Linked DNA regions of Homo sapiens: region 2 is linked to region 1. Evidence: chromatin contacts called from ENCODE Hi-C or POLR2A ChIA-PET data. All regions are on one chromosome and are shown on one strand. Each heading gives the region's core, a stretch centred on a gene start or an enhancer-like site at or near the end of the contact. The rest is flanking DNA. Distances are from core to core; before and after follow the strand shown. Region 1 holds the start of AGL (amylo-alpha-1,6-glucosidase and 4-alpha-glucanotransferase). Region 2 overlaps CDC14A (cell division cycle 14A).

Evidence for each region. A loop is a pair of places that touch in the nucleus more often than their neighbours do. ChIA-PET counts read pairs that join two places held with the same protein, here RNA polymerase II (POLR2A). Pooled maps may share reads with other maps.
Region 2: a loop to region 1 is called in a pooled map, with 2.8 times the contacts of the local background. The contact joins the enhancer-like site here to the promoter of AGL in region 1. A Hi-C loop is called at or near these places in 3 of 50 pooled maps. POLR2A ChIA-PET finds 5 or more read pairs at or near these places in 3 of 52 experiments (B cell, Caco-2 and OCI-LY7).

The regions. Positions count from the first base shown.
Region 1 is chr1:99,847,651-99,852,989 of GRCh38, forward strand. It overlaps AGL (amylo-alpha-1,6-glucosidase and 4-alpha-glucanotransferase), which reads left to right and starts at 2,711. Exons shown (of 34, transcript NM_000642.3): 1 at 2,711-2,765; 2 at 3,325-3,474. The coding sequence starts at 3,393. RefSeq lists enhancers at 1,857-2,831, 2,032-2,181, 2,832-3,805 and a silencer at 2,362-2,681.
Region 2 is chr1:100,396,797-100,402,296 of GRCh38, forward strand. The region is part of intron 4 of CDC14A (cell division cycle 14A); the gene reads left to right. Among named protein-coding and RNA genes, the nearest start is that of CDC14A, 47 kb to the left of the region's middle. Within about 2 kb of position 3,740, at least 12 of the 41 ENCODE cell types and tissues checked have a DNase peak (open chromatin) inside an H3K27ac peak, as active enhancers do; they include B cell, where a contact is called at or near this core.

The DNA.
Region 1 (5,339 bases), core at 1,461-3,960:
ACCACTTCATAATCATGAATTATCATTTTACACAGCATGCAATCTAGAACAATCACTTTCAATCTTGTTTTTAACCATAATCCTTCCAGTAAGAATACATGACTCAGTACACCAAAACATAAGTAACAGAAATAGAAGTTTTGTGAAATAATACTTTTACCAAATGTAATGCATTTGGTAGTCCCAGCTACTGGGAATGGATGAGGAAGGCTGAGGGAGGAGGTTGAGGCTGCAGTGAGCCATGATTGCACCACTGCACTTCAGCCTGGGTGACAATGAGACCCTGTCTCAAAAAGTAAAATAAAATAAAGTAACTTTTTCTATTGGTTATATGTTGAAATGATGCCTTGGATATATTAAGTAAATTATATTGCTAAAATTAATATTACCTTTTTCAAAACTTTCTTTTCTTTTCTTTTTTTTTTTTTTTTTTTTTTGAGACAGTCTCGCTCTGTCACCCAGGCTGAAGTGCAGTGACATGATCTGGGTTCACTGCAACTTCCACCTCCCAGGTTGAAGCGATTCTCCTGCCTCAGCCTCCACAGTAGTTGGGACTACAGGCATGTGCCACCATGCCTGGCTAATTTTTGTATTTAAAAAAGTTTTTTTAATGTGGCTACTTGAAAATTTTAAATGACCTATGTGGCACTTAATATTTCTATTGGACAGTGCTTTCTGCTCATTCAGGCCAAAAACCTTGGAGTCATCCTTGACTCCTTTCTCCACCAATCCTGTAGGTTCTATCTTCAAAATAGTCCAGAATTCAGCAACTACACCACCTGCTATACCACCTCCCCCCCATCACCCCCAACCCCCCGACACAGAGAAAACACACACAAGTCACTTTCTCTTGCTTGAATAACTAAAATAGCTTTCTAACTGGTCTCCTTGCTTCCTTCCTTGCTACACTCTACAGTTTATTCAACTATTTCCCATAAAGTTGCGGAGCGATCCTTTTAAAAGGTCAATCAGATTATGTCACTCCTCTGTTCAAAATCTCCATGGCTTTTTTTCCAAAGTTTAAAAGCCCAAGTCCTTGCAATGGCCTACAAAGCCTTAAAAGATCTGGTCACCCGTCTGTGCTCCTGATCCCTTCTCCTGCCCCATCTGTCTGTCCTAATCTCTTACCACTCTCTTCTTCACTCAGCTATGGTGATCTTCTTCGGTTCACCAAGTATGCTCCTGCCTCATGGCCTTTGTACTTCCTATACCTCTACATGTAACCCTCTACCTTAGACTTCTTCTTTCTCGCAGTTTGGCATCACTTTACTGAACGTTATATTTAGAAATGCAAACCTCTCTCTGCTTACTCTTCCACACTTCCCCCTTCCTATTATATATAGGATATAACATATCCTTCTTATTATATAGGATATATTATATCCTGTATAATTTATTTAATTTATCTGTCTCCCACCAATAAAATGTAGGAGTTCCTTGAGGGCAGTGACTGTTTTATTGCTGCATTCCCAGCACCTTATGTGCCTGGCAAATAGTAGGGGCCAGAAAATGAGCTGTGGGTTCCCAAAGTCAGTTACGGACCATTTGCAACTAGCCATTCTCAGAAATCTACAGAAATAAACAAATACTTCAGTATGGGGTTTTTTTTTTTAACTTATATCCTCTTTGGACCTACAGTCATTCCACAATAAAGAATGCAAGAATCTTCTCCACACGCCACAAGTCTTAGTTAACCAAATCTTCTGTCCATTTTCTCATAACCATTAGGAGCCCTCCAAAAGCCCTGGAAGATGGGTTTTCCTTTACCCTCAGGCATTAAATCTCCTTAAGCATCTGCAAAAAGTTCTGAGTTACTGGCCTAACATAAGTGCAGCTTAATCTCAGACGATCTCCGGGTCTATCTAGTGTACATGAGGTACACCCGGACACCGTTAAGTATCAGTGGTGTTTGCACTCTCGATGGTTTGCAGACTGGCCACACCTTACCTACTGGGTCTGCATTCAGGAACATGTGTCCTGTCTGTTAGCACTAGAAGTGATGGACACGTGTTGGCTGGAATGTCAAGGCTGTAGCCAGGCCCCTTATTTTAGACACTTAGAAATCAGGACTCTGAGAACTTAGGCCAAGTAAAAATTATCAAAACAAAGAAACAAAACACGTGGTGGCACAAAAGACACCAGAAGCCAGGTCGTTTGCCCCTCACCATTCAGCCCTTCCCAGCAAAAGATCCTACTGTGCAGCTCAACCTAGCTCGCAGCCGGTACCGCGGGATTTTAATGTGCAACTGTGAGCTCGCAGGCTGTTAAAGGAAGGCCGCGCCTTGGCCGGTGCACCTTCCCCAGGGCAAGGAGAAAGCGCCGCTCCCGGCCTCAGCCGCAGCAGGCTCCAGGTCCCCCGGCCCGGAGCCGACTGAGACGGTGCGGTGCCCACGCTCTCGCGAGACTAGCGGTCGGGGCGGGCGGGTCGAGCCTCCCGGAAGTGGGCCAGAGGTACGGTCCGCTCCCACCTGGGGCGAGTGCGCGCACGGCCAGGTTGGGTACCGGGTGCGCCCAGGAACCCGCGCGAGGCGAAGTCGCTGAGACTCTGCCTGCTTCTCACCCAGCTGCCTCGGCGCTGCCCCGGTCGCTCGCCGCCCCTCCCTTTGCCCTTCACGGCGCCCGGCCCTCCTTGGGCTGCGGCTTCTGTGCGAGGCTGGGCAGCCAGCCCTTCCCCTTCTGTTTCTCCCCGTCCCCTCCCCCCGACCGTAGCACCAGAGTCGCGGGTCCTGCAGTGCCCCAGAAGCCGCACGTATAACTCCCTCGGCGTAAGTGCTAGGAATGCCGCTGGCCTCGCGGGGAAACGCATTCTTTCTATCTATAGCTCGCTCTGTACATCTTCTGTCTACGGCAGCTATTCCAGAGGCAACAACTGCTTCCCTCTGTTCTCATCTCCCCATTGGTGGCTGGCGACCCGAATTTGGGAATGGGGAGATTGCCCACCTGTTATCTTTGAGCAGACTAATCTCTTGTAAGCAGAAGTGCCATTCGGAGTCTCCAGAGCCCTGTGGCTTGGGGCTGGGAATGTCCCCCTGACTTCAGGCTTTCCTAAGTGTATTGCTTTTCTCTGAGAATGGTCTAGGTTTTTAATTTTTTAATTGTAAGAATCTGTAATACAGCATTTTTATTTCGGTCTTATTCGTTGTGCTCAAAGGCAGGAAACAACTATTAATTTGCCTTCTCGAATCTTAATAGTTATAAGATTCATTCTCTTTCATTGCTCTGCTAGGCATAAAACACACTTCGAACATGTAAGTGCCGCTGTCAGCTCTGGAGAGTTTAAGGCAATAGTTATTTTCGATATTTTAACTCCTTTTTGTTTCATAGGGGTAACTCATTCGACTGTGGAGTTCTTTTAATTCTTATGAAAGATTTCAAATCCTCTAGAAGCCAAAATGGGACACAGTAAACAGATTCGAATTTTACTTCTGAACGAAATGGAGAAACTGGAAAAGACCCTCTTCAGACTTGAACAAGGTCAGTAGCAAGTTGTTTTGATTTGCTCATTTGCGTCTTTTAAACTTTTAATTCATTGGCAGTCCTGTTAAATGTTTTAAAGCTCTAAGATAAATATTATTTCCAAGGGTCTAAAACTTGATTTGTGCAAAGATGGTGCTGTGTTCTCCATATATCACTAATTAATGTTGATTTGAATTAAAAATATTTTATATCCCTCGTGTTAGGATAAGGATAAAATAGTTCTCTTTTCTCTGCGTACTAATTCCCACTTAAGATTGAAGTTAAATATATGATCAGAAGATTGCCCATATTATTTCTAATAACATTTACTATTAAAACTTGGTAAATTACTTCATATGTAATTTTGCTTTGGGTATGCATGTAGTTTTGCCTTTGTATAACTGTCTCTTTTCCTTTGTTGAACCTTTGAATTGACAAAATAGATTGCAGCAAAAAGTATAGTAAACTATTGTTTATGTATATCAAAAACTTCTCAAATGTGGAGTAGGTAAAAGCTGAAAATATTTTCTTAGCAAATAAAAAGTGCAATAACTCATCTGGTTATGTTGAACTATATATAGTTGATCTGTATTTAAAAGATCAAATTACTTTTCTACAAGGCTAGTTAATAGATGTTTTATTTTCTTAGCCTTTGTAATTTTTCAACATTGAAGAAGTGTAATATATGAAAAATCCAGTCCCCCTTATTAATGTACCAAATGGATGTTGCTAGTCATAAACATTTCAAAGGAATTTTTAAATTTCGCTAATGTTTTAAGAATTAAATTTTTGAAAAAAATTTCACACATACAATGTGATATCTTCATGCCAAATCCGCGCCTTTTTCCAACTTTGGCATTTAAAATCACTGAGTACCTACTCCATTTTTGGCTTTCCTGACTCTGCACTTTTCTGGTTTTGATTTTTTTTTCCCCCTCCCCTGTTGCATATTCTTGTCAACTTGGTGTCTCTTACTAGGCTCTCTTCCTTTCACTTTTTAATTAATTATGGGTATCTGCTAGGAATTCTTTTTCTGTTCTCCTTCAAAGAATTAGTTACACAGTCTCATGGCCTCAACTGTTGCCTCTGTGCTAATGACTACTTTTGGAGGAAAAGCCTTGAGCTTTCTTCTTCTTGGAAGCTTTCAGCATTTGATGACGGGTAGATCTAGAGCCAGAATTCTCCTGGCTCTGCTGCTAACAAGCTGACTTGGGGCAAGTTACATTAATTCTGAGCATTCATTTCTTTTTTTTTTTTTTTTTTTTTCCTTTTCTCTTTTTCTGAGACAGGGTCTTACTCTGTTGCCCAAGCTGAGTGTTGTGGCATGATCATGGCTCAGTGCTGCCTCAACTTCCTGGGCTCAAGCAGTTCTCCTGCCTCAGCCTCCCAAGTAGCTGGGACTGCAGGCATACATCACTATGCCCCGCTAATTTTTTTTTTTTTTTTTTTTGTAGAAACTGGGTCTCACTATGTTGCCCAGGTTGATATTGAACTCCTGGACTCAAGCAACCCTCCCTCTTTGGCCTCTGAAAGTACTGGGATTACAAGCATAAGCCACCGGGCATGGCCCCAATTCTGAGCATTAATTTATTTATTGGTGAGATGAAAGTGGTAATTTCTGTTCTTCTACCTTTCTAGGTTTTGAGACTCAAAATTAATAATACATGAATTTTTTGTGATAAAGCCCTAAATAAATATAAGGCATTGATATGAATCACTCCATGTATTCCCACCCTGGACCTTGGCTTCAACCTGATATTATGCAATAGAATAGTATTAGGATAGCTCAACTTGGATATGCTTAAATCTAGCATGTCCAAAAATATCCCCTGCCCATTCTCGATCCTTTATTTCTCAGCTTCCCTGTTTATTTCGTGGCATCT
Region 2 (5,500 bases), core at 2,490-4,989, 550 kb after region 1:
GTGCCATCTTGTGGCACTTTTGGTTTCTCTGTTAGATAATGACTTCAAGTATTTCACAGCTTTTGTGTTTCTATTTCCTTATATCTAAGTGGGGGGAGACTTTTTATGCTTTCTCTCATAGAGCTGTCATAAGGATCAAAAAGGAGATAAAATATAGACCAAGCTTGTTTAACCTGCGGCTGGCTTTGAATGTGGCCTAACACAAATTCATAAACGTTCTTAAAACATTATGAGATTTTTTTTTTTTTTAAAGCTCATCAGCTATCCTTAGTGTTAGTGTATTTTATGTGTGGCCCAAGACAATTCTTCTTCTTCCAATGTGGCCCAGGGAAGCTAAATGATTAGACACCCTGATATAGACCATCATGTTCAGTGATCTTAAAGCCAGGGTTGCTGGAATGATGTGGGCACTGGAGACCACAGTGACACTTAGCAGATGCTAGGCACCCATTTTAGGGATGCCTCTACTAGTAGAGCATCTCTTCACCCCCTGCATTGTGACATTGTGCTCCTTGAGATGGAAGGCTCAGATTTAAGAAGAGACCAGCTTTGTCAGAAAGGTGTTTCCCTTCCAGGGCAACACTCAGTGCAGTTTTGAAGTTAGGATGTTTAGATCATTGTAGCATCTAAAACACTCTGATATGAGTTTGAAAAAGATGGCTTTTTAAAATTATGAGTATGAATTAATTAGGTTCTTGCCATGTGCTTAAAGACCAAGTCTTCACTAGTACCTGTGTTACTATATTGTTTTCAGTTTTGCAGGCCTAGGTCAAGGAGAATTTGGATCAGGTCACCGTGACTGAAGAATTGGAAAATAATATGTATGAGAAGATGTTAAAATAAGTGTGACTGTATAGCTTAGAAAATTAAGTTCAGAGTTAAAGAAATACAGTTTTTTTTTCTGTTATGTGGAGGATGCTTAAACAGAGGTGGTAGCCACATTATATACTTTCCTTACCCACTTGTTAAGTCTTTGCATTGCTAAATTAGAGGTCTACATTGTGGATTAACTGAGACTAGCCTGAACCAGATGTCATGTCTGAATTGGGAATAACAAGCCTGAGGTTTTTAGACTGTCTAACCATGTCTGTGTTGGCTATTTATTTTGTAGACTACACTTAAGACCTAAGTAGTTATACTCTACTGCTAAGTCTGTGACTAATTGCAAAGAAGCCATTCTCCATTTGGCTTAGTGGTTGTGAGCAATGACTTTAACATAGCCACAGGCTCACTGGGCTTTGAATCCAATTGTTAGTTGTATGCCCTGAGCAAGTTAACTTATCCAAACTCCTGTTTTTTTCATCTTTAAAATAGGCATAATAATACCCTATTTTACTTGCGGTGAGGACTGAAGGAGGTCATTTATATAAAGGTGTCATCGGTGCAGTGTCTGACGTTGTATGCACTTAGGAATGTCTGGTGGCCCTGGCAGGGAAGCTGTGTGGCCTTCCACAAAGTTTTCTGACCCAGTCTCCTACTTCCTATCACTCACTTTTGTGCGTAGACCCTTTGGGCTACCTCCCTGATGATCGGACAGCTACTTCCCCTCTTTCTGTCTGCCCATCTTCCTCTTGTCCATCATATTTTTCACTTAAATACTTCCTTGGCTCAGTAACAACACTCATATGGTTGTTAATCTGATTATTGCTTAGTATAATTCACTGGAAGGTAGGAGTATATTTCTCTCCAAGGATGTTATTTTAAGGGAATATTTTGTTTAAACCAAATGAATTTGTGAGATCTGTAGTCAGGTATTCATTAGTTCAGTAAATCTTTGTTTAGCTACTATGAGCCCTTCCTAGCACTATGGTAGGTTCTAGGGAATAAAATATATATACATATAAACAATGCCTAGCTTAAAATGTGGGACAGGTGAGCAATAAACAATTGTTTAAAGCGGGCAATAGGTACAATTGGGTAAATATGAATTTATCTAACAAATGTTTTTTTGAGGTATTTTCATGTAACAGGCCTTGTTCCTGGAGTTGAGGATACTAAGGTGAATGACTCCCTGCCTGTTGGTGTGGGTGTGGAGGGCTGGGTTCAGACCTGGAGAGAGGGGAGGTTCCAAGATGGTCAATCCCAGCAGGCCAGGTTGCTGAGGAACCATCAGACAGGGAGAATAGCATGAAGGTGATGATGCTTTTTCTGGTGGTAGGGGAGTGAAGGGAGGCTGGAAGAAAACTAGTTATTTTAAATTTTTAATTTAATTTTATTTTAAATGTCCGTTTTGAAAAGGGGATAATCTAATGAGAAGATAGGGGTGTTTTTTTCCCTTACAATTAAAAAAACTTTAAAAAGTGGAGTAACCACATTGTAGAAGAAATGTGGAAAAATTCTCTCGCAGTTCTAAACCTGAATTATTTATTAGGTGTGATTGCAGTGTAGTTTTTTGAGCCTTTTAAAATTTAGCCTATGTATGTTTTGCCATTTTGCTATTCAGGTGACCAAATAATATTTCATTTAGAGAGAATACCATTGTTTAACATTTTAGATTTCTTTCAAAATTTTTTATAATGTAACACATCTCTTTCTATATTATAAGTGTTTCTTTTCGTGGATTTTTGTCTTTAGAGTGCCAGAAATAGGGTAAATAATTTTAAATTTCAGAGTTTTTAAGACTCTTGGAGCATATTGCTATACTTAAGCAAGTTTATACTAAATTTGGTATTATGTGAAATCTCCAATTTCATGTAAACTTTGCATATTGGGTATGAACATTACAGTTTTAGAAATTTAATTGGTGAAAAATGCTACCTCATTGTTTTAGTAATCATTTTTTTGATTAATGAGGTTGATTATTCTCATGTTTTTATTTATAGATTTATTAACTGTTTGAAAACTTTGTGTTTTTATATTTGTTTCCTATATTTAGACCATTTTAGAGTGGATAAGTGCTATTAGCCTCCATTAAAAAAGTAAGTTAGCCAGGTACAGTGGTGGGAGCCTGTAGACCCAGCTACCTGGAGACTGAGGCTGGAGGATTGCTTGAGGCCAGGAGTTTGAGGTTGCAGTGAGCTGTGATCACACCACTGCACTCCAGCCCAGACCCTGACTCAAAAAAAAAAAAAAGATGAAGTCATTTTATCTGTGTCTATTTGTTTCAATAGATACAGACTACTAGAAATCATGCCCATCAGTCCAAGTTTCTGTAAAAAATTAGGAAGTCCATAGACCTTTCCTGCTGTTACTCATTAGAATGTCAGAATGCTCTATTAAATACTTCTGTATACCTGAATATAAATGTGCTTAATTGGAACTGCTGATAATGGACCTATTGATTTTTGAACATTAAGCCGTCTGCTGAGTATACAGAAATTTTAACAGAACAGTATTATTTAAAAGTGGTTACAGTGTGTGTGTTTAAATCATTGGACACTGATATACCCAGACAATTAACTGTGATTTTGTTTTTGTTTTTATTGTTTGGACCAAGTATATTATTTTGCTTATATTTTGACTCACAATTCTGTAAATTCTGATTTCAGAACTACTTTACATTGACATTAAAAAACTGTAGATTAAATAAATGTCATTTAAAATGTAGGTAAAATTATCAAAAAGTTGGTTCAAAATAATAAAGGCATTTACTTTAAATATTTATTGAACCAATAATATATTAGATGTCAGCTACTAGTGTTCTGTCATCCTTCTCTGTGGCTTGTTGGTAAATCTAACGGCAGTGTTTGCTTCTGCTTATAGAAGTTAGTGGAGAGGAAGGGAGGGGAGGCACATGGCTGGGGCTGGGCAATTTCCTGTTTGCAGTTCCTTCCTTTTGTAGTTTGATAGGCAACTCTTTTGTGATGTTGCCTGTAAATGGGCCAGTCTTTTATCTTTGTAGGCTTGTATTTTTGGTGGCTTTGAAACAGATCAGGCTCCTTAAACTCATACAGCATTTTCAATTTCAGACTCTTTGAGACTGGACATTCTGTTAGCCTTCTGCATATGGGTAGAGCAGTGTCACCTCTTAACTTTTCTTGCCTGTTTCATTTAGCTGTGGGCGAGGAAAATTAGCTGTTTGCTTTTCATTACTGGAAGATTTATCAAGTTAAGGTGCATCAATCTTTTCAGTTTTTTTTTCTTTTTTTCTTTTGGCATCCTGATAATAAACTTCCTTTGTGTTGTAAATAAGCTCTCAAATTTATATACACATACACAGCTGCACACACAGGCATACATACTCACTGCATTTAGTACTATATATTTAGTAGGGATGCACTGTGTATGCTTACAGTAATTTACTCACAAATTTCTGAATCTTATCAGTAGCTTTGGAATAACATATACTTTCTGTGTGAAGAAGCTAACATCCATTTGTTTCATTTTAGGTTGGTGCAAAAGTAATTGCGGTTTTTGCTACTTCAAACAATATATACTGAATTAAGGGGATGTACTTTTTTTTAGCACTTGAAATTATTTATTTACCAGTTTATTATCTCTCCCTTTAAGGGAAAGGACTTTGTCTTATTTTCCACAATAGCCCCAGTATCTAGAACAATGTCTGACACATCCTAAGCGTTCAATAAGTGTTTGTGAAATGAATGACTGTTTAATTGATAAATAAGTCTTGGTTGACTTCCACAGTTTTGTGGAAGTTTAATATGGAGTAATTTAAAACCTGTGATGTGCTTAAAGATAAATTATGAAGTCGGTACTAATTGTAAAAATAACAGCAAGAATCAGTGTTGCAAAGCATTAACTAATTTTCTTAAAGTTACTGAGTAAAACAAAGTGTGTTATATAGAACTGAAATGGGCTTTGTTAATACTGTACATACAAACATTTGAAATTAATATTGTGGATAATAATGTTAATTTTACTCTCAGCATTGTTTCTGTTTTTCTCAATAGGTGAAACTACTTATTTATACATATAAGTATTTGCTACTAAGTGTCAACGATTTTTTTAACAGCCATCCTTGCAGTCTCAGGATAATTTCCAGTTAAGAATTAATTCATGGGGCCGGCCACGGTGGCTCATGCCTGTAATCCCAGCACTTTGGGAGGCCAAGGTGGGCGGATCACCTGAGGTCGGGAGTTCGAGACCAGCCTGACCAACAGGGAGAAACCCCGTCTGTACTAAAAACACAAAATTAGCCAGGCATGGTGGCACATGCCTGTAATCTCAGCTACTCAGGAGGCTGAGGCAGGAGAATCACTTGAACCCGGGAGGCGGAGGTTGTGGTGAGCCGAGATCGCGCCATTGCACTCCAGCCTGGGCAACAAGAGCAGAACTCCATTAAAAAAAAAAAAGAAGTAATTCATATGCTTGAAAGAGGAATACTAGAAAATTTTTAATTAGAGTTGGATCTTGAAAATTTTTAGCTGCATGCATTCATTATGAAAAAAAAAAAAATCGGAAAGGAGGTACTCAAAGCCCTGAAGACATTATCCATTATCAGAGTGTGACTTGAAATTGTTTGCCGTGCCTGATATGAGAGCATGTTCTGTACATGTCTACCTAGGCTTCACCTGGCATTTACCCGAGTGAGGACTATCAG